Regions from separate parts of the Mus musculus genome. Here regions 1, 2, 3 and 5 are each linked to region 4. The links are chromatin loops, found by intact Hi-C in ENCODE. Cell type or tissue: left cerebral cortex. All regions are shown on one strand. Region 1 overlaps Ttc22 (tetratricopeptide repeat domain 22). Region 2 overlaps Lexm (lymphocyte expansion molecule). Region 3 overlaps Yipf1 (Yip1 domain family, member 1). Region 4 holds the start of Gm31125 (a long non-coding RNA gene). Region 5 overlaps Ssbp3 (single-stranded DNA binding protein 3).

What was found. Peaks named below come from ENCODE experiments on the same cell type or tissue, not always from the same donor. Only the 100,000 strongest peaks of a DNase experiment are listed, where the experiment ranks them.
Region 1: a loop joins it to region 4, with 2.9 times the contacts of the local background. A loop is called at or near these places in 7 of 42 quality-filtered maps.
Region 2: a loop joins it to region 4, with 2.9 times the contacts of the local background. A loop is called at or near these places in 7 of 42 quality-filtered maps.
Region 3: a loop joins it to region 4, with 2.1 times the contacts of the local background. A loop is called at or near these places in 2 of 42 quality-filtered maps.
Region 5: a loop joins it to region 4, with 2.6 times the contacts of the local background. A loop is called at or near these places in 2 of 42 quality-filtered maps.

What each region holds. Positions count from the first base shown.
Region 1 is chr4:106,624,324-106,629,323 of GRCm38, forward strand. All of the region lies in intron 1 of Ttc22 (tetratricopeptide repeat domain 22), which reads left to right. Among named protein-coding and RNA genes, the nearest start is that of Ttc22, 4.4 kb to the left of the region's middle. In left cerebral cortex, a CTCF peak has its summit at 2,074; a DNase peak (open chromatin) is centred at 3,642.
Region 2 is chr4:106,611,491-106,616,490 of GRCm38, forward strand. Lexm (lymphocyte expansion molecule) reads right to left here. Exons shown (of 10, transcript NM_183182.3): 2 at 4,412-4,499; 3 at 3,849-4,013; 4 at 3,545-3,667; 5 at 1,878-2,012; 6 at 1,619-1,762; 7 at 1-84. Among named protein-coding and RNA genes, the nearest start is that of Lexm, 3.2 kb to the right of the region's middle. In left cerebral cortex, a CTCF peak has its summit at 2,863 (motif pointing right); DNase peaks (open chromatin) are centred at 2,269 and 2,868.
Region 3 is chr4:107,346,803-107,351,802 of GRCm38, forward strand. It overlaps Yipf1 (Yip1 domain family, member 1), which reads left to right. Exons shown (of 10, transcript NM_145550.3): 9 at 3,612-3,736. The coding sequence ends at 3,701. Among named protein-coding and RNA genes, the nearest start is that of Ndc1, 19 kb to the right of the region's middle. In left cerebral cortex, a CTCF peak has its summit at 2,641 (motif pointing left); DNase peaks (open chromatin) are centred at 1,850, 2,237 and 2,629.
Region 4 is chr4:106,837,065-106,842,064 of GRCm38, forward strand. Gm31125 (a long non-coding RNA gene) reads right to left here and starts at 3,097. Exons shown (of 2, transcript XR_376510.1): 1 at 2,925-3,097; 2 at 2,214-2,630. In left cerebral cortex, CTCF peaks have their summits at 1,987 (motif pointing right) and 2,959; DNase peaks (open chromatin) are centred at 1,046, 2,020, 3,117 and 3,886; H3K4me3 peaks cover 2,171 bases; H3K27ac peaks cover 2,863 bases.
Region 5 is chr4:106,962,250-106,967,249 of GRCm38, forward strand. The region is part of intron 4 of Ssbp3 (single-stranded DNA binding protein 3); the gene reads left to right. Among named protein-coding and RNA genes, the nearest start is that of Ssbp3, 53 kb to the left of the region's middle. In left cerebral cortex, no CTCF peak of the experiment used is centred here; DNase peaks (open chromatin) are centred at 1,614, 2,291 and 4,317; H3K27ac peaks cover 3,811 bases.

The DNA of each region.
Region 1 (5,000 bases), 210 kb before region 4:
TCTGCACACATCTTGAGCGTCTTTTCCACCAAAAGATGCAAGTTCTTAAAGAGAAGTGTTGGAGTGGTGACTTTAGCGAGGCCCCGTTGGAGGGCATGGACTTGACCTCCGGACAACAGTGCAGGGTACAAGTCAAGAGGGCACTTAGCCTGGGAGTGCAGGTTCAAGGCTCTCTGAGCTCTCCAGCTCCACTCAACCGATTCCGGGCTCTCCGCGTACCCTTTCCCTCTCAGTGAGGTGAGATAATGACGTGATGTGTGTCATGGGTTTTCCCATTAGTATAATGGTGGTACCATTTGGTTGATGACATAATTTAGGGCTAATGTTTGTAAAGTTCCTAGAAAGGGCCTGCACAGAGGCAGCCATAGGTGAACATCTATTTTCTCACCTACGAAGCCTCCTCCTCTTACCACAAGCTAGGTGTAGCTGGGAGTGTGGCTGGGAGCTGGGACCTCCAGCCTGAACATGAAGTCAAATGCCAGGGCATGGGTAGAACAGCCAGCGTTGTGTGTGTGTTGAGTGCGGCTGTGGTCACAGGTCGCAGCAACGGTGTGGTGCTTAAAAGGCCCTGGGTAGGAAGCTTGAGGCTCAGAGACTCAGTGTCAGGGCCACCCATGGGGAAGCTCTCTCTCCATGGTGCTGTTTCTCATCCGTGGAATAACACAGGAAGGGAGATTTATAACCACCAAGGTCTTTTTCAGGAGGTGTCTGGGGGGACGGAAGGCTTCCTATTAGAGGTGGTCAGGGAGGCAAAGGGAGGCAAAGGTTTGGGAGTGGCAGGCAAACAGAGACCAGCTCTTCTCTGTATAGTCACCACAAGCCACGGTGGATACTGCCCAGCCGGTGATCAGCCAGAGGATGGAACGCTAAGAGGCTGTTGCTTGGGAGCAGTTGTGGCCAGGAGAGAGGTAGGGTTTGCCCCCTGCCCCATCCGCCAAAGAGTAGTGAGCCCACACTCATGAAGTACCTGGTACTACATAGGTGCTCAATAAACATGGCAACCGTGATGATTTCCGCAATCGGAGTCAGGCAGGAACTTGGCCGTGAGAACTCAGCTGTTGCTGTTTTTGCCGTGTGGCTTTAACAAGCTGCTTGTCTCTGGCTGCCATGAAGACTTCACAGGTGCCAGTGCTGAGCTCTGGACCTCTGCCTGGGATGTTCTGCGGTATACAGAAGAACACACTTTTTACACAGACCTAGATAGGCCTGACAGTGGAAGTGGACTTCAGTGGCACATGGGGACCCAAGGTTGGCATCAGCAGTGACCCAGAAAATCCAGGTCCGGTGGAATAGAGGAGCAGTGAGCAAGTCCCAGAGAAGCGACACTGTCCAGCAGAAGTGCCCGGTGGAAGCTTGTAGAAGAGGCAGCAATCTGCGGACAGGAGTAGGCTGAGGGCACTGCCAGCATGGAGTCTGCAAAGGCCGGAGACAGCAGGAGCCTAAGGAGCAGGACTTCAGAGACAGTCTGCCTGAGGCAGGAGAAGAGGGCCAGAGAGAGGCAGCCTGAAACTTTGTAGCAATCTGACTCAGTCTCTGAAACTGGCTCCCACCTCCCACTTTAGCCACGTTTTTTTCCTGACGTTGTCAGCCCCCTTTCATGAGACTCTAACCTGATTCTCCAGATACCCCATGCAGTTTTATCCCTAGACCACCCGCGGCCTAGAAAGCAACTGCATCCATCAGAGCCTATTCCGCATGTCACCTGCGCCTGGGAACCTCACACAGCTGCCCACTCTGGGCACCTCCCCACTGCATCTTAGAGCAGAATCCTGTGGTTCTCTTGGAGCTGAGGCTCTCGAGCCTAGCAGTTTGCCTGAGGGCACTGAGCTATCAAGTGGGAGTTGAATAGTCCCATTCTAACTTGTCTGAAGGCCTTTGCTTTTCTCTGGGATCAGAAAAGGAGGGCAGAGTGACACACACATACACACACACACCCATGGGCACTCTCACAAATCTGGGATGGGGAGTACTGAGAGCTCTCAGGTAAGCCAGTACCCTTTGTTGGGAAGGTGGTTGATTGAGGTGGAGGCACTCAGGGAGTAGGGAAAAGGACTCCTGCAAGAATCACCACCACTTGCAGGAGCTGTGGAGGCGAGCCATGGCTACCACAGCTAGTGCAATGCAGGAGGTTTATTAGCTGATAGGAGAGGCTCAGCAGGCAGGCAGGGTGAGCCCGGAGCTCCTTGAGGCCAGAGGACTAATGAAAATGGCTGCTCTTTTAACTTCAAAGGGGAACGGTGGGAGGCTGGTGTGTTCAACTTGTAACCTGCGTGAGGGGCCGGGTCTTTGGGATGTCTGTGCTCTGCTCTTCATTCCCTGCTGGGAGGTTTGGGGTTGTGGTACTGGGGGTAGAACCTGGGCCTTGCTACACTAGACAAAGCATTCGACTGCTGAGCTATCTTTCTAAGGCCGGCTCCTCTTTCTTGACAGAATTATAAAGAGATGGGTGGCTTTTATCACTCCTCCCTTCCTCTGAAGATCACCTTCACACACACACACACACACACACACACACACTCACACACACACTCACACACACACTCACACACACACACAGAGGTGGGGGGAGGAGAGGGAGAGGGAGGAGACAGATGGAGACAGGGAGACAGAGAGAAAAAAAGAGACAGAGATTGATTTTTGGTGGTTCCTGGTCACAAATCTCAAGGCTCCGTGGACATTAAGAGCACAGAATTTGCCAGGCTGTGGTGGCACACACCTTTAATCCTAGCACTCAGGAGGCAGAGGCCTCTGAGTTTGAGGTCAGCCTGGTCTATGCAGCAAGTTCAGGGCTATGTAAAGAGAACTCCTGAAGATGGTGGCAGTTTTGCTTGGTGTGTGGTCCTGTGCAACACGTGCCTGCTAACACAAGTGCAGATTCACGTGTGAACACACATGAAGACTCATTTGCACACATGCATGCCCACACAAGTGAGTGCTCACACACGTTTATGCTCATACACTCACACACACAAGCTCCTCCCCACCTGTCACAGCAGGCCTCGGTAACGGTAAGACCCACTGCCAAACTGGAGCCTGTGGGCTGTGTGAGCTCAGAAGTTCACTTTCATAAATGTTTGTGTCTAACTCGGGCCTCACAGACCCACACTGCCCATCAGACACTGTGTTTCCCTCACATGCAGGGCACAGCAGGCTCCAGAGGGAAAGCGAGCGTCCAGTGCACTTAAGCCATTTGGATTGCACTATGGGTGATGATGCCACAGGCCTGTCTCACAAACAGAGAGGGCATTCCATCTTTCATGCCCAGCAGGGTTGGAGGGGACCCTCAGTCAGCAGCCCCCGGATCCCCGTGTATACATGGCTGCCTTTAGGCACACACACACAAACCTCCCCAGGATCTCTGGTACACATGGTTGCCGTTAGTCTCACATACAACTCCACAGGATCCCTGTGTGCACACGGGTGCAGTTGGGCACACACCTCCACAGGGTTCCTGATGTATGTGGGTACAGTTGGGCACACATGTCCACAGGACCCCTGTGTGCACATGGCGACAGTTGAGAACAAGAACCACCACAGTTCTGAGTGTTCTGATCCAGTTCAGAAACAGGAGGAGGAAGCCAGGCCAGGGGCTGACGAGCTGGGTACCAAGCATGCCTGTGATTTTCCGCATCATCATCCCTTGATCTCATAGAAATGCTGGCAGTGCCACGTTATTGGCACCAGTCCACACATGAGGGAACAGAGGCTCAGAGAGGTGCAGGCTTGCCCAAGGGCACACAGCCTTGAGTGACAGGGAGGAACCACAGTCAGGGGCTGGGCTCAGGGTAGAGCATGCCTGCCTCAGTGATAGCAAAAGTCCCTCAGCTTTGCTGCTCATTGCTTCTGGGGCTGCTGCAGCCTTGTCGTCCCACCCATCTGGTGACCTTGAGGGCTGCGTCTCCATATTCTCAAAGACACAGGACCTGAGACGTCAGTTGCTTTTAGCATCACCTGACTCAATTATGTTTGACAGAAGAGAGGATATGCACAGGGTGCTTGCTGCACGGTGGATATTAGTGCACTGGGGAGCTGAGGAGAGTCAGGCGTACTGCTCTTCTTTGAGAGGGCACTGGACTCTCTCACGCCCACAGCCACTACAGACCCTGGAGTCTGCCTCAGATCCACAACAATAGAGATATGGTTCTTCACAGCTCAGTCAGTGTGGGGACCACAAGAAGCAAGGCGACCCACAGGGCCAGAAGTCATGACAAAGGGACAGCAGGGAACTTGAAGTCCTTTAGGTGGAATTCTCTAGGGAACCCAGGATGATGACAGACACTCACTCCCAAGGTGTCACACCCAATCCCTAAACTTCCCCCACCAGTCCGTTTGCTACCCTGCCACAAGCTTTCTGGAGGCTGGCTCAGTGACCTTCTGGGATCCCTGGTTGGAGCAGAGGACCTCAAGTTTCTGTTATTCCACACACCTGCTGAGGCAGGGAAGCGAGAACACTAGTACCCCCAGCAGAGCTGGAAGGACTTCTTCCTGTCCTGTCCCTGTGCTCTGGCCCGGTCTGTCACCACGGAAGACATTCCAGTTGCGCCAGAAGGACACATTCCTAGGCAGGTCTGACACCTTCCAACTGTTCCTGGCAGTTGAAAAACCAGTTTTTGGAGAGAGGCAAATGAGAACCTGAATCCTGCCTGGCCCTTCTGCTTGGACTGAGGCATTGAACTGTGGCTCTTAGGCTGTTTTCTAATTCCTATGAGGAAGACACTAACTATACCTTCCAAGGCTGCTGTGAGAAGCAGGTACCACTGTACCCGGTGACCCGGAAGGAGCCTTCCTCCTTCCCATCAGTCCCCTCCCAGGAGATCATTAGTCAGCTCTCTGGGGCCTCTCTGGAATGTACAGAGCAGCTGCCAGGACAAAGTTCACCTTGCCGAGGCAAATACTGTCTGAGAACCTGGCTGACCATCCAGTCTAATCAGAAGTCTATCGTTCTATAAACCATGGGTTTAGTGAGATTTGTCTCTGGATCCTGAGGCACCACCCATGGA
Region 2 (5,000 bases), 230 kb before region 4:
GAAAACCCCTTGTTTCTTCTTGTGTTGTGAGTTCATTTCGTCCAGAAAGCTCTTGTAATCTGTCAGTTCCTTGGGCTTCATTTTCTGAGGAACGGGAAGAGAGAAAGAAATCCTATACCAGGGCTCGCAGGTTACTGTACCAGGGCTCGCAGGTTCACTGTACCAGGGATCGCAGGTTCACTGTACCAGGGATCGCAGGTTCACTAACCCTCACAGAAAACCAAGTGATGCTGATGGGACTCCTTGATTAACAGAGGCTCTGCTCTGACCTGGGACATTGACAGTAGGGGGAGGGAGGCAGGTAAAGACCACTAAACACCTGAGTGTTAGCCCTAGGCCCTGCCTAGTGGGAGCAGAGTGCTGACTCCTGCAAGCTGTCTTCTATCCTCCACAAACACACAAACACATGAAACAATCCCGCACACCCATATAAGGGAACAAATGTACATTTCAAAAGATTTATAGTGAGGAGAGTCTGTATGTGGTGTCAGATGCAGAAACTCCATATTTGTCTCTCAACTTTTCTGTGAACCTAAAATTGCTCTTAAAAAAATAAATAGGGCTGGAGAGATGGCTCCGCGGTTAAGAGCACTCACTGCTCTTCTGAAGGTCGTGAGTTCAATTCCCAGCAATCACATGGTGGCTCATAACCATCTGTAATGAGGTCTGACACCCTCTTCTGGGGTGTCTGAAGATAGCTACAGTGTACTTACATATAATAAATAAATCTTTTAAAATAAATAAATAAATCTATAACAAAAATGTTCAAGCAAAGAGGCTCAGCTCTGGTTGTAGTACCAACATGGGGTGAGGGAGGCGGGTCCCAAGGCCTGCTGTACTGGGCAGTGGTCTTAGTGGCAGGTAGGAGACCCTAGGATCAGTCATGTCACAGGACATAGGACAGTGACTACCAAGGAACTCCCACTACAAGGGTCTCCTACTAAAGCTGCTGTTTTTATTCCATTGATTGCACTTTTCTTTCCCTGAGACTGGAAATTCCACACGGTCTCTTTCCCTGCATCTAACCTGTGAACTGGACTAATCCCGCTCTTCAGTGACCCCAAGTTGGGGACAAGACAAATAAGTCTGGACACACACTTGGCCCCCACAGCCATAGGCATGAAGAGAGCAAAGCAGAGAAAGCCACCAAACCTGTAAGGGATTTTGATGGGGATGGGAAAGAAGTCTGGCAAGCTACATTTCTAGCCCAGTCTCCTCTCCCACCTTCCAGTTTAGGGCTCCTTTAACCCAGGCCATTAACCCAGCTGAGTCCATGAAGCCTGGGAAATGTTTACAGCCAGACACTGCGCCTGTGCCCTTGGGGTCCCCACAGGCCTGTTGGTGCATGCCAGGCCACCTGTCTATCAGTACAGTTCATGTTATTGCTGAGAGAAGTAGCCGCGGGGTCAGATGTCCAAACTGTGACTCTGACCCATCATATCTGTGTGGCCAACCTCAGGTTCTTCGCCTCACACAGGGAGCCATACCCTGCCCTGGCAGGAGCACAGAGTAGACCCCCTTCTCCGGCAGCACTTGGTACACACGGCCACATTCCTGTGGATAATCAAAAATTAGCTCACCAAGGATTAGACCTCACAGCACCCACTCAGGCACATACCTGCACAGAGTAATGTCCATAGGGCAAAGGACTGCTCCGTTCACCAGAGAAAATGTCATAGGGGCCACGATTACCAGTGGACTTTTTCACAAAGGTCTCAAGATCGCTTTTGATGGTGTAGGTACCAGGTCCCAGGCCACTGCCCTAGAGACAAAAGCGGTAATGGTGCCTGTAGGGGAGTGGCCAAGGTGGGGCTTCAGCCTCTCTACCCCGAGGTCACCCCATAGGACCATGCAAGATGAGGCTGCTGAGGGGGTACCTGATGAAACAAGGGTGGCTTGTTAGACACTCTACACATCAGGCCGTCAGAATGTGAGCGGTTCCAGGCCTTCTCCTCCAGCTGTGTGTACGGGTTCCCCTTCTCCCCATAATTTCCAGGGCCAGGATAATAATTCTGCAGGGCAGGAGACGGAAATGCAAAGACTGTCAGTCCCAGTCTTTGTTCTGGTTCATCTGAGGAAGACATGTTTGGGGTTTCAGATCTCAAGAAGGGAAACAGGGTTTCTGGAGTGAGCACCTGTTACCCACCCCACCACACAGCATCCCCGGTGAGCCCCCTCCTCTGCTCACTCCTTTATCTCCAAGTCCAGCTACACCTCTGATTCAGCACATCGACTCAGCACCTCTGACTCAGCACATCTGACTCAGCACATCTGATTCAGCACCTCTGACTCAGCACCTCATATTCAGCCTGGTCTCCCTGATCATACTTGCTTACAATGCTTTCTCCCAATGCCTTCCCTACCCTCTGGTTTGTCAACCACATCAACCACACTAAGATCCCCAGACACCATCTTCCCTGAGACCCACCTTCCTGTTCCGCAGCCTCCATAGATCTGCCCTTTACAACTACAAAGCTGATCAACTTCCTCGCTATGCTGTGAACAGGCTGGAAAGAATGAGCACCGGAATCCTAGGCTAGGAACCTGGCTCTGCTACTTCCTAGCTGGGCGAACTCAGGCCTCTGAGCTTCATGGTCCATGGGACTAACACAGCGATGGTAATACTTTCCTTCAAGGAATAGTGATAGAGTTGAATGTCTGCAAAGCCCTCTGCCCAGGGCCCGGCAGATAGTAGGTCCCATTCCACAAGTCGGGGTGAGGTGACAGGAAGTCCTGAGATCAGAAGAACTGTGGCTAGGAGCCTAAACACAAAGGTGGTCTTTGAAGTACAGTGAACAGAGCTAAGTGGTGCCGGGAGGTGAGACCTGGCTGGATTTCTGAGGCTGGTATGCCCCTTCTAGCCACATGGGGGCACTGCTGTTCCATAGGTGATGCAATCCACCCTCCTCTCTGGACCCTGCAACCAGACCCTTGGGGAGCCAGACCTGGTAGAGGGGGTGGGGCCAGTGCTACAAAAATCAGGCCACTGTGAGGATCAGCTCTGTCTGTCCCCCAAAGAAGGAGACTGGGTCTTGCTTCCGTCCATAGCTCAGAAAGCCAGTGCATGGATCAGGTATTATGAGTCCCCTGCAGATTTTGTTCCAGTGAGGCCTCCCCAGACTGCTCTCTGTAAATCACCCCACAGCACTCTCCTTCCCTGTGCCATTTACCCTCAAAACTCCATAAGAACGATATGTATTTCCTTCTTCATACTGTGGTGTGTGTCACTAAGATGCCCGCTCTGACGTTTGTCACTGCCAGACACCCCGCTCTCCCAAAGCCTAGTTCAGTACACAGCTTTCAGTTGCTGCTTAATCATTATTTCCTGGTTGCCTAGCTAAATGAATATGTTTGTTGGGTTTCTAATATACTCTAGGTTTCTCTAGGCTCAAGACACAGGAGAGCAGAAGAGCCAACAAGAAAGCCAGGAAGGTCTGGGCAAGCCTAGGGAGAAGACGGGTTCAGAGAAGGGTGCTTGTCAAACATCCAAACAGCAACAGTCTTCCCACAGAGGACGGAGGGTGGAAGAGACAAGCTCACGTACCCCAATAAAACCTCGGAAACGTGTCTCCCCAGAGCTGAGCAGCCCCCGTTTGCTCTGTGGTTTCTTCTGCAGCTCAGTTATGAAGTCTTTGATGTTGTAGGAGCCAGGGCCACGCTTGTGCACCTGCCCCAAAAGAAAAGAACGCAGGATGGAAAAGGAACCTGGGGAGGTCCAGCCAGGAAGAGCCCAAAGGGTGACGGTGTTCTCCAAGAGGAAGCTGTATCCACTAGGACTCTGGAGGGATAGCCATGTGGACAGGAAGCCTTGCTCCTAGAGGTCGGGAAGGGTATGCCCCGAAGTTCACCTGCTGCTCTTTTTCCTTCTTGATGGCCTGGTAGTGGAAGTGGGGTAGCTGGGTCAGCCGAGTGGCTTCGTGGGCCTGGGACCATCCTGAGCCCAACTTCTGTTCCAGGAACTTCTTGCTGAAGCAGGTATCCTTGGAGTTATAGGTCCCAGGTCCTATGTGGGACTAAGTTAAAGCAGGCTCTCAGCTGAGTCGGTCATAACCACCTACCCCACCCCTTTGCATGTGCAAGTCACCCCTGGCCTAGGAATTAAACTAGACAGTTCCCCAGTCTGACGACCAGGAGGAGCTCAGCACTCAAGATCGAGTCCTGACCACCTCTGTGACTGGCCTTGTTCCACTTCAGGGAAATACAGAGTAGAAACAGCTGTGGAAGAGGAAGCCTGCGGCCCTTAAACTCCTAGGGTTCTAGCATAGTCCTGAGTTTATCAAACATCTGGAGCCAAGAATGAGGCAAGCTTGGGTTGGAGCATGCGCAGGTGTATTGGGGAAGGGACGCGGTTGGAGCATGCGCGGGCGTATTGGGGGCGGGACACAGACCACGTGAAAGGAAGCAGGCTCACCAGTTCCACCGAATGATGTCTGGAGTATGGGGCCTCTGTGAAGGTGCTGAATTTCTTCTGGTTGGGATAGACAGCGGAGACATCAAACCTAAGAGAGGTATAAGTGAGGGCCCATCTGGTCCTGACTGGGGCAGCCCTGGTGGACAGGCAGTTGGTTTCCCAGGACAGGCGACTTTGGAGCTGACCCTTGAATGTCACTTTGGATCTGCTTCATCATTTTGAGAGTTCCTGAGATGCTCTGCCACCCACCCTATGCTCTGCCTCTCCCTACAGCTTCATTCTTCTTCAGAGTTCTTACCATTATCCTTCCCAGCTCAAGTAGATAGATAGATGTTATACTACAGGGTGGATACTTCATATCATCTTTCATATACGTTTAATTATCCAGACCACCTCATGATCACAGATTCTAGAACCGTGTGTGGCACATAGTAGGTCATTTATATGCAACTATATTACATAATAGAACATAAAAAGAAATATGACAGTTGAGCATAATGGTGCACACCTTTAATCCCAGCACTTGGGCGGCAGAGACAGGTGGATCTCTATGACTTTGAAGTCAGCCTGGTCTATAGAGTGAGTTCCA
Region 3 (5,000 bases), 510 kb after region 4:
TGAGTTCAGTATCCAGGACCCACACGCTGGAAGGAGAGAACCAAATTCCTTTACATCATTCTCTGATCTCCAAGCTCGCACTATGTCCTTTGTGATACACACACACACACACACACACACACACACACACACACACACACTAATAAATATAATTTAAAAGTAAAATAAGCCGGGCGTGGTGGCGCACGCCTTTAATCCCAGCACTTGGGAGGCAGAGGCAGGCGGATTTCTGAGTTCGAGGCCAGCCTGGTCTACAGAGTGAGTTCCAGGACAGGCAGGACTACACAGAGAAACCCTGTCTCGAAAAACCAAAAAATAAAAAAAATAAATAAAATAAAATAACTAACTCTCTAGAAGAGAGCATTATTATGAAGCAGAAAGAGCCCTGACCTGGGAGCTGCTTAGTAGTAAACTGAGGCACCATAACTGTCACAACCTCAGTTTCATTTCTTTCTGGACTTCCATGACGGTTGGCTTATGGCCATGGAAGCCCCTCCTTTACTGTGAAGGGTCCTTTAAGTCAGAGGCGTAAGCAGAAGTTCCAGGGCCACTCTGCTGCTCTCACAGGAGTGACCCAAGGTCACAGAGCTCATAAACAGACCAAGGCTCTTGTGTCAGACTGTGACTGTGTCCTTCACTCTCCCTGGACCTGGCCTGACCTGACCTGACCGTCTTCCATCGTATAATGGCTGAGAAGTTGGTGGAGAGGCAGAGGTAGGAGAGAGGCTCATTCCTTCCAGCTCTGAAAAGTCTCCTAATCGGGGCGTGCTGGCCTCTGCAGCAGAAGTGTGTGCTGGGAGAAAGGCTCTTCTTGAGGAGGAACTGCCGTGTTCTGAGCAGAGGAAGCCCTTGATGGCCAGATGTTAAGCCAAAGCCCTGTGTCTGAACTGTCTTCTCTCTGTTGGATATGGCTTCTCCTTTCTCTTCTGGAGGAGGGAGAATCAAAATAGAGGAAATGGGGGTCCTGTCCAGCTCGCACACCCACACTTTGGTTATAGAGGAAGCCGGGGGTCCCTCCAGCTCCCACACCCACACTTTGGTAATAGAGGAAGCTGGGGGTCCTGTCCAGCTCCCACATCCATGCTTTGGTTATAGAGGAAGCCGGGGTCCCTCCAGCTCCCACACCCAAGCTTTGGTTATTACTCTGGCCGCCTTTCTCTTTCCTAAGATAAAGGGACTGACCATGCACATCGTAGCACCGTCTGTCCTCTTGGAAGGTTTGGATAAGGTTTGCAGCATGAAAATTATGACAGGTTAGCTGTGTCAGGTGTCTCTCATCTGTCATCTCTGTTCTCAGGAGGCTGAGGCAAGAAGGTTTCCACAAGTTTATGGCCCACCTGGGTCTCATAGTGAGTTGCAGGCCCTTCAGAGGTATAAAAGCAACACCTTGACTTATGAGCAGGGGTTTACTGGGAGGACAGCTCAGCTGGTAAAGTGCTTTCAGAGGACTCTAGTTCGGTCTCCAGAACCCACATAAAAAGAGCTGAGCATGGTGCATGCTTGTAACTCCAGAATTGGGGAGATGGAGACAGGTGAGGCTCAGTGTTAGTCAGCCTAGCCTACGTGTGAGGAGGGGACCTGGTGTGATTATCAAGGAGGAGGTGGAGGAAGAAGAGGAGGAGAGTGTCAGAGGAATAAACTTGAGGTTATGCTCTGGCCTGCACACACATGTACATGTGTGCCTATATACCACACACAGGTGAACATACACAGACACACACATACGGAAAAACAGAGAAAGAAAACTGTTCATGTAATGTCAGAAGACATTATAATTATTGGAAAGCGGTGGGAGGAGTTGGCGAGGGAGCTGTTCGAGCTGAGGGGCACCAGCTGAAGCAGACAGCCTCGCCCGGCTTTCCCTGTCTCCCCTGGGAACCGCGGATTAGTGCTTCGGTTTCAGAGCAGTGATGTATGTGGCAGCCTCACATCTGCTGAGGTCCCTCGGTGACTGCACTGGAAAATGATCTCCAGGTCTTCACTGAACACACCTGGCAGGGACAGCGAAGGAAGCACAGAGCGTGGGTCCTTGGTGGGTTGTCGAGAGCCAGGCAAGCCCACGTTTGGATGATTACCACTGAGCTCAGGGAAAATGGCGCCTACTGGCCACAGTGCCTCAGGATGGGCTGAGCTGAGCACAGACCCTGTGCCACATCACTGGCTGTGCTAGAAGAAAAAGCCTTTTAGAGACTTTTTCCACCACCACCCCGCAATTTTGCAGACAAAACCGAGGAGGTAGAGAAGCCTGTCTAGAGGCACAGTGCTAGTAACTAGTGCAGACAGGGAACGCAGACCACTCAGCTCTGAGACTCATAGCTTCCTGAAGAGCATTTCCTCAAGTGGCCTGGAAGAGAGCCACTCCTTCACTGGTAGTCCCATTCAGTGTTCCTGAGGAGCAGACACGATGGCCTCGGTCTCACTCATGACCCCCAAGTAGAGGAATCGCCTTCCTTTGTGCCAGGAAACAGCTGCAAGAGAAACTTTTAAATTAGGTTTGCTCTGGGGCTGTGATAAGCTAGAGGGAGTTTCTGGGGGGTGGGGGTGGGGGGGCGGGTGGCAAAGAGAAGCTAAAGAGATCTGTTAAGTATGAAGGTTGGAACAGGCTGGGAAGCCCAAGTGTGTTGTGTTGGCACCCTCTTCTGGCTAATAAGGGCAGAGCTGCTGAAAATGGTTCTTAGCTTTTTACCTTTTCATCTTCCTGAGCCACCCATGCCAAGGGAATCCTGTGTATCTAGTGGCCCTTGGGATAGTAACAGCTTCACCCTCCCACACACCCTTTGAAGGGGGGGCTCAAGGCTAACAAGATTGGTGTTTTTCTGTGCTAACTTTAGTGTCCTCTGACCTTAAGGCAGGAGGGAAGATCTTCGTTGCCACCTCCCCTGTCCCATCACCTCCTCCTGGTTCCTGGCAGCTAAGAGTGACAAGCGGAAGCTCTTGTCACACACTTCATTCTCAAGCTCAAGTCCTGGGGACTGAGGTGTGCTTAGCACCTTATTTTCGAGGTCTCTGCAGAAAGTCAACTAACTGGTTTAGCAAGTCAGTCCATAAATATCTGGCTACTTGCTATCAGGCCAGACCGAGATGCTGGCAGAGCAGAGGTAGAGGCAGAGACAGTCCCTGTATCCCCTGTGTGACACAGTAATTGCTAGCGTGAGTCCTGGATCCACTGCTCATGCGCCACGCTCACTTACCCAGGGACAGTCTCTGTGAGCCTCAGTTTCTGCACCTGCCAGGAGAGATCATCGTACAACCCCTTAAGGTCTCTGAGAAGAGTCAGGCATGCAACATAGCATGGCCAGTGAGTGGAGCTAAGTTTTTTGTTGTTGTTGTTTTGTTTTTTCGAGACAGGGTTTCTCTGTGTAGCCCTGGCTGTCTTGGAACTCACTCTGTAGACCAGGCTGGCCTTGAACTCAGAAATTGGCCTGCTTCTGCCTCCTAAGTGCTGGGATTAAAGGCATGCGCCACCACGCCTGGCTGGAGCTAAGTTTTAAAAGGTTGAGTCAGGGAGATACACAGTGAGGTGGCTGCAGTCTGGTGTGATAACAAATATAATGGGGGGGGGGGGCCAGAGACTATTAACATGGCTCCCTCCTGTGTCTCCTTTCCTGCAGGCTTACTTCTTTGATGCTCCAGAGATGGACCACCTCCCAGCAGCTATAACCACTCCCAACCAGACAGTAACAGCGGCCAAATCCAGCTAATGGGGAAAGCAGGTGGTGGCATTTCATCTCTCAGGGTATGTCACAAATAGGAAGGTACATCAGTTCTGCATTACCATCAGGGACCAAAGGCTAGACCCTGAGCTTGTAGACCCTGGGGTAGCGGGGGTGGGGGGGGAGTCCCTGCTCTGGTGATCACACCCACCTTCTCTATCCCCACTACACTGTCCAGTAGCACAGAAGGATTTCTTCCATATCCTAATTGTCTCAGTGATTTTTCTGCATTCTGTGACGTCTCCGACTGATCTCTGAAACCAGTGTTGTCCTCTCTTGAAGGACCCCTGGATTTCTCTGAAGGCTTCTGGATTTCTGTGCTTCATGTGCTCAGGGCCTTTGAAGTTATTCCTCTGTGAATGGTTAGCTGAGCGGGTTAGAGTGTGCAAGAGAGAGATCCAGTTTCATAACTTATTCCTTGCCTCCTGTTCTATGTTCTTAGTACCTTTTTTTGGCTGACAAGTTCTCATATAGCCCAGGCTAGCCTCCAATTCACCGTGTACCTGAGGATGACCCTGAACTTGAACTCTTGTACTTAGTTCATCCTCCTGCCTCTGGTTCCGCAGATGCTAGTGTTACAGGTGGGTGTGTCTCATCATGTCCAGTGTGCCTTCCTTTTCCCCCTTTCCCTGTGGGCGAGGATTGAACCTGAACCCAGGGCCCGTACAAGCTAAGCAAGTGCTTTCTCATACACCCATGATGACTTTGGTGCGGAGGGACACTTACTGATTCCGTTACGGTTCCTTGTGCCAAGCATAGCTGGGTCTGCACCTGGATTTTAGTTTTATAGGACAGCACACATTGGTGAAGGGAAGCAAGGAAGGCCGAGAATGGACGCGCGGGGTTTTTTTGTCTGTTCTTGACTTGAGCATTTTGTTGAGCTTTTTCATGTTTAGTGACTTTTCTGTCCTGCACCACACTGCCTTATTTCAGTTGATGAAACAAGATGGAAGAGGTCCCAGTTTGTTTTTCACTCCCTACTGGAGAGCCAGAGATAAATGTGTTGTCAGTGTTGTTTACACACTTTCTGAAGGGAATTAAACCTTCAGTTGAGAGGAACATTTGAAAGATATCAAGAAGAAAAGATAAGGCTGTGAGTGGCACCTCCTAAGGCTATATAAAGTGCAGTTCTGTTGTCTAGAATGCTCTTCCCTTCCCACAGTCATCAGCTTCCTGGTGACCCTGACACTCTGTCTACTATGCTCTTGTGCTCAGAGCACTAACTGTCTGTATGTCCATCTGCCTCTTTGTTAATATGTTCAGTCATTTAGCCATCCATCTGTCCCC
Region 4 (5,000 bases):
TGAACCACAGTCCACCTTAGTCAGAGTCTCTCCAGCTTCATCTCTCCCCTTATACATCAGCTCACCTTAGTTCCACATAATTACTCTTTTACTTCCTGGTATGGGACCAATTTCCTTGTCTCCCTCGGGACTCAGCACGTGTCCCCAGGAAGCCTTTTCTGCCTCAGCCTAGGCAAGGGTCCTCTTAGGAACGCATTCTGACTTGGATTATGGTGATGCACACCTTTAATCCCAGCTCAGGAGGCAGAGCTCTGAGTTCCAAGCCAGCCTGGTCTACAATATAAGTCCCAGGACAAGATTTACACAGAGAAACCTTGTCTCAAAAAAAAGGGGGGTGGGGAGTGGAAGGGAACCCATCTTTCGAGGCCAGACTGATCTACATAGCAAGTTCTAAACCTGCCAAGGCTACCTAGTGAGATACTGCCAATATAACAACAACGACGACGACGACGACAATGATTCATTCTACCAATAGTTATTCTGTCACCATACTGGCTATCTCTTTAGCAACCTGTGACTCTGCAGGGAAGGAGTTGCTCACTTTGCTATCGCCAAAGTCTGGGCACCCACCACAGCCCAGCCAACAGAACAGTCTCTAGAATACAATGCATGCGTCAGGGAGGGAACCAAGGGAGGGGCGATCTTGAGGGTAACTGAAGACTGGGCAGGATGTGCAGGAAAGCTGAGAGAATCTCCAGTTCAGAGCCCCCAGTCCCAGCAGGGGCAGGTGCCTGAGAGGATGGAGAAGAGAATTTTAGAGGTTACTTAAAGGAAGAAAGGAAAGGACCAGACTTTTGGTGCCTGCTTGTTGGTAAGCAAAAGGGAGAGAAAAGAGTCAAGATGACTACAGACAGCTCCCCAGTCACCAGGGAAAGAGGGAGGCAGCTAGCAGGCAGCTCGGACACCAGTTACCTTGGACACAAATAACCCTCAGGGACCCTGGCCCCGTCAGCGCGAGCTGCAGCCTCTTGACAGCGCCTCGGCAGCAGCCAGTGCACCCCCCTCCCTTCCCCAGGGGCTGACTTGACGCTCTGCTGGCTGCGAGCCCACCGCTCCCTCCCGCAGTCAGCTCTGCGCCAGCCAGGAGGGGAGGGAAAAGGAGGGGGCGGCCCCCGGAGCCCTGCAGGGAAGAAGGGAGGGCGAGTAGGGAGGAAGCCAGCTCTGCAGACCCTAATCGAGGAGCAAAAGAGCACAAGAGAGGGCGTGGCCGACGAAAGAGGAGGAGCCTAGCTGTGTCACCTAAGGGTGTTGGGGGAGCGGGGGGGGGGGGGGGATGCTGGATACCTTCTTTATAACCCCATGTCCCCCTCCCATTTTACAGATGTGGACACTGAGAACTAGAGCCCAGCGTTTTGCAATAAATTACCTATCTGTAGGCCCCCTCTCCCCATCCAGGAGCATCCACTTCCACCCGGTCTGGCAGGGCTGCAAAACAGAGAGCCTGGACTGCTCCCCAAACCTAGGTTCCCGTCCCCATGATGCAGGAGATAAAACACAAAACAGGGACTTCAGTTCTCTGCTGATTGAACAAGTGAAATTTCTGAGTTCTCACTTATAAAATGAGACTTGATGCCTCAAGAATGGCCCCAAAGACAGTGAAAACAGAACGGCCGGTTCAAACAAGCCTATGAGTGAAGGATCTTCTCTCTAGGGGTCTGTTTTAGTAACTGCAGGTCCGAGACTTGATTGGGGAAGCTTAAAGGTCCAGCATCCTCCAGAAAGGCAGTTGGATGCCCCCGACTTTCCACCAAGTTTTAAACTCTAGAACAGAAACGTAAACCCTCCTACCCCATCCTCCAGCCCTTAGAACTGTCACTTGGAGGCCGTCCTCCAGCCTGTCACCAGCCTGCCAAGGACCACCCCAGTCCAGCTCCGTGCTCCAGGACTTATTAGGCCTCTAACCCTATGGCAGCCGCCCTGGTCCCATGTACTAGCTAGATCCCTTACCCTCCACACCCTCTCCACCCCTCCTGCAGACCCGCGCGGCCTCTAGGGGGCACTGTTGCTCCGAACTTGGCGGGCCGCCGCCACTTCCCCCGCCCGGGCGAGCGCCGCGAGGACGCTAGGGTTCTGGGAATACTAGATGCCCCCCGGCACACGCCGCCCCCCGCCGCCGGCCCAGCCCCGGGGCTCCCGCGCTGCGCAGCCCGCTCGGTGCGGACTTGCTGCTGCCTCCCACCCCTCCCCGCACAAGGCACTTCGCGGGAAAAGGCTGGTTTTGCCTTTTTATTTTTCTTCAGAGGTTGAGGCAGACATTGGGTCCAGGCTCTACGCACGCACCTACTCGTCTGTGGCTCAGAGATGAGGGGTGGGGGGAATTAAAGAGGCTAGGAGGCTTGTTCTACCCAAGAACCTGTCAACTGCTTCCCTGTCACCCCTTTATCCTCTGCCACCCCTCCTGGTGTGACTGACAGGCATCCATCCCGCGAACCTCCTCTCCCAGAACATCGCCTGAGAGCCCCAAACCCCAGCAGGACGTGCCCTGAGGCTGTAGTGTCCGAGGGTCCTGGCCCCCATCGCCGGCCTCGCCAGCGCAGCCGCGAGGTCCGGGGTGCGTTTAGGGGATGATTCCTACTGCAAATGCCCTCGTCGCCCGGTTGAGCCGGGAAGTCCGGCTGGAGCGAAGAGCTCTAGGGGGGAAACGGAGGGAAAGCCCCATTCGAGTTCCGGCCAACGATTTTACGGGAGGAGGGGGGATGTAAAAGCCCCGAACCCACAAAGCAGACTTTTTAAAAATTCTAATTGAAACCATCTCGAAGTAAGGGCCGCCAGGAATGGGCCAGCTCCCCGCCCCCCCCCGTCCCATCCCCCTCCTCTGCTCCCCGGAGTCCGATGAAGTCATGATAACTAGACTGCAAAAAGAAAAAAGTGGAGGGTTGGTCTGGGGGGCACGGGGGTCCCGGGCTGGGGCCCCGCACGGACACAGTTTGGATACTATGGTTACGCGATCCGACCCAAACAGCGAAGACGAACAACAATAGCGGCCGCCAGAGGAGGAAATTCCTTCCGGGGTGGACGGCGCGGGGGGAGGGGCGCCTGGCTGGAACGCCGAGGCGGCGGCTGGGCCAATCAGCGCGCGGCCGCCGGCGGTTTCAAGGTGCCCCGCGCCGCCCGTTCCCCCCCCCCCCCGCACCCCCCCTCCCGCGCGCTCCGCTCGGGTGCTGGAATTGCTGAGACGTTTCCCTGCACGCGCCCGGGTAACACTGCGGGGGCTGCTGCCCAGGCCCACACCCCCAGCGCTCCCCGCACCCCTCCCGGAGCCCACCACCCGGGGCGACTGAGCGAGCGTTCCACTGCACGAGTTACTTGCACTGGAAGGTGGGGGAGATCCCTGCCAGTCAACCCCTGTCTATGGGTTGGTTCCTGCATAAGCCTGTTTTCTATTTTAAAGCATGTCTCAAGGGGGAAAAAAAGAGAGAAAGAAGAGAGTGAGAAGGTTCACCCCGGACTCTGCAAACCTGGAAAGGCTGGTCCCTGATTCCCTGATCTCAGGGTTTGTTACGTAATAAGTTGGATTGTTAATTCTGAAGGTCTTGCCCGGGCATCAGAGAAGCAGGAGGCCAAGGGCAAAACGGCCATGTAGAACCCCGCCATCACCATCAAGTTAAAATCATCTACCTACCTAGTCATAGCCAACCCAGGGGCTCCCCTCACCTGGCATCTAGATTTTTTTTTTTTTAATGTGGTAACTAGTGATGGGATTGTGCCAGCATCTCTCCCTCCAGCTGCTTCTCCCAGAGTCTGGAGTCTGCCCCAGGTTATCTTCCTTGGACTAGCTACTAAACCCGTGTCTCTCAGTATTTCTATCCTGCCGGTCTCCTCAAACATGGTATACTTACTCTGCTCTGTGAGTGAGCCTTAGACTCTCATCAGTCCCTTTTCTTTTTTAAGCTCCTGACCACGCTTTTGCTTTCGGATGCCCCCTGGGCACAGATCCTCACTCCCCACAGGAGCACATGGGTTTTTATTCATTGCATGCATAGAGATTTGCTTCTCTGGAAGGATCCAATGTTCAAAAACTGTCTCTCCCCTTCTCTCCACAGATAATGGGGATAGCCCTAGTTCCCCAGTTCCCCATGCGTCTTTTTTATAAATAAATAATGAGATTTTTTATTAATTATGCACGCACGGTATCTGCACGCAGATTGCTGTCTCCTGATGCTTAATAATAATAATAATAAGAGAAAGAGAAACACTCCACACTGGCAGGGTGGGTTTTTCCCCTGCAAGCAAACAAAAACTTCAAGGGGCCATATGTCCTCAGATGGGGGGGAGAGAGAGGAAGGCAGAAGTCGAGGAGTGCGCGTGACATGGAGGGATTAGAGGGGCTTCCTCAGAGGTTTTCAGGGCTGCTGAAGGCGGATTCCAAGTTGCCTGCTTCTCTTTCTGTAATTGAACTGCAGGTCTGAAAATTCACCAAAGTTCTCTGGAGCATCTGTGTGCTGTGCTGGCGGGATGGGCAGCTGTAAACAGGAAACCAGCAAGAAGGGAGCTGGCAGGAGCCCAGTCTCTGTCTCTGTCCGTGCCCCTCCTCAGAGCCCCCGACTCTGAGCTCTCAAAACACACTTAGCTCCTGAACACTTAAGCATCTATGTTCCTGAGATTGGCACAAAACAAGAACTGACCAAAACTTTGCAGACTGAATGCATGACATGTGAATCATGCTGTTAGAAGGGAGCCAAGGCTCAGGTACCATGCATGGAAGGTGTGGGAGCTGGAATCTATTCCTCAGAATAGGGGCTGGGGGAGGGGGTGGAGGGTCCCTAAAGTTGTCTGGCCAGGAAAGTGACACAGCAGAAGTGAATGTTAAAAGACCGAGACCAGATAGAAGAGTACAGAGCAGGGTCAGAGCCACTGAGAAGACATGAACACAGAGGAGGTACCCCACCCTCCGGCCTTGTTTCTATCTCTGTGGTTAAAGAGCCTAGGCGCGGGTGTGTGTGTGTGTGATGCTATATGTCACAGGACAACTTTCAAGAGTCAGCTGCGCGGGTGTGTGT
Region 5 (5,000 bases), 130 kb after region 4:
TGTGTTCACATTTTCCCATTGGAATAGGGCCCATTCACATCCAATATGACCTCATGCTAGCTTGATTACACCTGCAAAGGACCTAGCTATAGATAGGTTCATGTTCATAGGTACCTGGATGTGGGGAGACCATGGACGTATTGCTTGTTTGTTTGTGGGGTGTGGAGGGACTCAAGAACACAAGCCAACCTTCTCAGAGGTCTGTAACCTCAGAGGAGTGTTTAAGTTACTATTATAAGGGACCTTAAAGTTCGTACTTGCCACAGTCACGGTCTGGTCTCAGCCAGCGATAGGAGTGAGACGTCACCTGGCTTTGGGAGTGAGAAGTTATTTCTAGAGATTTTTGGAAAGCATAAAGGGAATGCCTGTGCATGTACTGGGGGATGGCCTTAGAAAGCAGGCAGGTTTGCCTTCCGTCCCTGTTAATGTTGAGACTACTTGGCTCCCTTCTTAAAGAAGGGTGATGGGGAAGGTAGAGGGTTGCCTGGGTCTCCCCTGTAGGGAGGCAGAAAGACTGATGGTTTGTCGAGTGTGTGTGGTCTGTCCCGGGCAGCTTCTGTAGCTGGTAACTTTTATTGGAAGGGTAAACACTGTACAGTGTCGATACAGATGTGCTTTTGCTGTGGAAAACCATGGAGCGCCGGATGTGTGTTACTGTATAGTGGCTGGGGCCAGCCAGCTTTCTTCCCTCATGTAAGTTTCCCTTTGCACAGAACCCAGATGAAACGTCTTAGAACCTTGCAGGCGGTCTGTCCCAGAAGAGCACGCTCAGATGACAGGAGTGGAGAGAGGCATTTGTAGCTTTTCAGTTGGTGAAACCAACATAGTGTAAGTAGGAAATCTGGGTTATGCCTGTCCTCAGCACACTACAGCTGAACCACACATGCCAACAGGCGGCAGGGCTTGGCCGGTGAGGAACCTTGTTCCCTCTCTCGGTTACTCATCATGTCTCTGCTCTCGCAACCATATAAAACAGGAGAAGAAAATGGTATTGTCTTGGTGCTTTCTTTCCTTTATAAGACCATCCCCGAGTTTGTGAGGAGTGTCCACCCCAGTAGGTGTCACTGTCCAGAGCACGTCTTTATGATCGTAATAAAGCAACCCCTGAAGAATCCAGGAAGTCTCTTGAGTGTACTTGAGTACTCTGCCTTTCTTGGAGTGGCGTCTGTCACATTTTGGACAGAAGCATTGTTACTTCAAGAGTGACAGATGCACTTCATTCTTAGTCTTAGAGTTTGCTGCCCATTCCCATAATATGTGTGGGTGCATGCTCTTTGTAAATGAAAATAGATGATAAAGTAAACGCTGCACCTCAGGCCTTCACAACCAAAAATGACTGTGCTGTTCATACCACGTCCTTCCATAGTGTCCAATCAGATGTGCTTCTCAGCCACTGGGCCTGGGTTTTATTTTTTGTTTTTTTTTGTTTTTTTTGCATTTCCCCAGTCTCATTTCTTCCTTTCTAACCTTAGATTCTGCTGAGTTAGCCCACTTTGCTGAGCTGTGTATCTAGAACTTTGTGTGAGACCTGCCCAGACATTTCATTCCCTCTTAAAGCCAGAAGATCTTGGTGATGAATGTGAGCAGCAGTGAGGAGGAGAGGTGTAATCCTTGGGAGCCCTAGAGTCTGGGCTTTATGTGGGAGGCTTTGAGGGGTGTGTGTGTCAGACCAGTAGGTGGTAGGCTTCAGCTTCTAACCTCTATGTGTCCTTCCTTTGCCCCCTCCATGCACTGCCCACTAATGGGTACAAATAACAGAACACTAGGGGTTTGTTTTAGAGAATCTCCCAAGCCCTTCCATAGGGAGCCTCCCAGAGGGAGATAACTCCCCAAACTACTGAACCTCCCGGCCTGCTTGCATGGCCCCCTGGAGTCTTTCAGTGCAGCTAGAAAGAGAGGAACCCACAGTTGTGTTGTTGTAAAGTTGATGGTTACTGTGTCTGCTGTACTCCAGAGCTCTGCCATTCACCTTCTTCACTGTGACCCAATGAGAGTTCTGCCATGAACTCCCCTCCATCCCCCCACCAAAAGAGAAAGAAAGAAAGAAAAAAATCCACCATGACTTTTCTAGACCAGCAAATGAAGGTTTAGAAAAGGTGGTAATACGTCTGGCTGGAGCCGGGACTGGGACCTAAGCAGTGTGGACGGCCTCAGAGTGGGTGGCAGATGCCTAGGACAGCAGACTCTGCCTTTGCTCCAGCCTCCAAAGTGTTAGGACGACATTTCCTCCCCCAGGCTTGCACCTGCTTGTTGTCTCCTGAGGCAACTCCAAGCTGGTGGAGGAGAGTGGGGGTCCACCGCTCTGCAAAATGTGTGAAATCCTGTTCCTGAGCCGGCCAGGTTCTCTGAGTGTCCCGGCTGGCTCGTCTGCTAGTCACGAAACATGATCCATACACTGTATTTTAGGATTCCCCATCTGTCAGTGTCGGAGAGGTTGTCCCCTGAGGGGGGTGGGGAGCCCTCAATACTCACTCCATGATGGGATAAGGGTCTGTGGTTGGGGGCCTAGGTGTACTAGACAGTGGGAGATACAGGTCAGGTGTCCACATGCACACAATGTGCCATGTCACTTTCCTTATGACTTCTCTCCATCTGTCAGATAAACTGCCATACAGGGCATGGGCAAGGGAGTAGTCTTTTTCAACAGGTCCAAGGCTGTTCAAGGACTGAACAATACACGTTTTGGCTGTCTGGAATTCTCTGCTAGTTGGTGTGGGAGGGAGAGTGGCCTGGGAGCCACAGAAACAGAGGCAGATGCCCTCTTCAGGCCCACTCAAGGATGCTGTTTGCCCAAGTCCCAACCTGTCCCTCTGGCCTCTGCTGGTGTCAGTGAGTGAAGTGAAGGGCCATTGATCCACCCTCTCTTGGGGAGGCCACAGCACATGCAAGGCTTTCCTTTAAAAATGTATTAACCTGACCGGAAGCAGGCCCCAGGTTAAAAATAAACAAAAGTAAGAGGCTAAACAAGTGGGCGTGGGAGGGGTGGGGCTAGAGGCTCATTCCTTCGCTTGCTCGAGAGGGCTCTTAGGTGCCTTTGAGCTTCACACGGGGGTCTCGGCTTCACACGGGGGTCTCGGCTTCACACGGGGGTCTAGGCCCCCGTGGCCCTCCTTCCCTTCCCTTGGGGCTTCTTTTCTTTTGGCTTCATCTGTACAGTGGAATCTCTTTAAACCTTAACCCAAAGGGCCTCCCTGAGTGCAGTGACCGTTTGCCATGAAAGCCTGCTTTGTTAGCCCTGCAGGGCACCCTGGCCACCCTCTTTGTTCCCCACTGTTTCTCAGGAGTCCTGGCTCCAGCCTTTGCACATGGAGCTCTCCACTGTGGCTTGCCCAGCTCTCCGGTCTCACTGGGGACAATTCTTAAGGAGCTGGCTTTCTTCTGGCTGGGTCAGCCCGGAGGTGAAACTCAGGGGAGACCCATCCTCCTGTCTTAGGTAGGGTATCTGTTGCTGCGAGACACCATGAGTGATGAGACACCATGGCTTGGGGAGAGAGGGCGCATGTATCTGTCCTACCCTTCCATAGCACTGTTTATCCACAGAGGGAGTCAGGACAGGAACTAAAGCAAGGCAGGAACCTCAAGGCAGGAGCTGATGCCGAGATCATGGCGTGGTGCTTGCAATTGCCCCTCATGGCCGCCTCAGCTGCTTTCTTAGAGAACCCAGCACCACCAACCCAGGGATGACACTATCCACAGTGGGCTGGGCCCTCCCTTATCAATCACTGATTAATAAAATGCTCTACAGGCAGACCTTATGGAGGTATTGTCTCAATTGAGGTTTTCTCCTTTCAGATAACTCTAGCTTTTGTCAAGTTGATGGTAGGGATGGTAGCCAGGGTCTCCTTGTATGTGGATACTGTCTGGGCAAATGGGTGGAGGGTCCGACATTGTAATCGTAATTCCCCATGGATGGTGCTCGCCACCTCCCCCTTTTAAGACAAGAGCCTCAACTATGTAGCCCTGGCTGTGCTGCTTTGTAGACCAGGCTGTCTTCAAACTCATAGTGATCCTCCTGCCTCTGCCTCTCTAGTAAAAAGTCTTTGGGACTTTGAAATTAAAGAACACCCCATGCCCGACAATGAGGTTTCAGGAAGTAGGTGGGGTTTTGCATCTCCTACTTTAGCTGCTGCGTCATCTGAGTCTGCACCAGCTTGTTCCCTCTGGATGGAAAGACACGAAGTCCAGGGATTGGTAAGGACTTAACCAAGAACTCAGTATCTTTATCCAGACCTCCATTATGGAAAGATGATTGTCAGATGGCAGAGGTGGGTTCAGTCTCTTCTGTGTTGGCTCACATGACAGCCAAGAGTCTCAGCTTGCTGCTTCAGCACACCACCTTTCTGAGCTCAGCCTTTCTGATGCACAGGATGGTTCTGCCCCCATCTCCCAGTGGGTGGGGATAGTGTGACAGTTGCCGTTTCTTGTGTGGGCCATGGAGGGCACTCAGCCTCCAGTTAGTTAGAAGAGTCCCAGGGACTGTATGAGTCGCCTCTGGCTCACCGTCCCCTCCTCCTGTATCTTTCCTCCCTGTCTCTGAAATCATGTTAGACCTTCCTCTTGTTCCCCCTTCCTCATCCCTGCAAAGCCATAGGAGATTCTGGAAAGGTACCGAGAGAGATGAGGCCTTTCCACCTTTCTGAGAGTAGCATTCCGGTCATCTGTAGCTATAAATAAAGCCTGCGCTTGCTTCTCCGTGCAGCAGATGGGTTTTCTCTGTGGGCTTTGAAGGGATCATTAGCCCCTCCTATCCTTCACAGGTGTGGAGAGTCCCACTACTTTGGGGACACAATGGGCTTGGTTTTGCTCACTGGCCTTAAGCCTCAGGCCTCTGAAGAAACTTCTGTAGCCTCAAAAGTGGCTTTGGAAAGTGGGTGGGTATGTATGTGTAAGATGGGACAGTCACTCCGACTTCCTTTGCCAATATGACCATAAAGGAGCGAGGCACCTTCAGAGGGCTTCCTCGGTGCTGTGTTTTCTCTTTGATACCTAGAATGCACGGA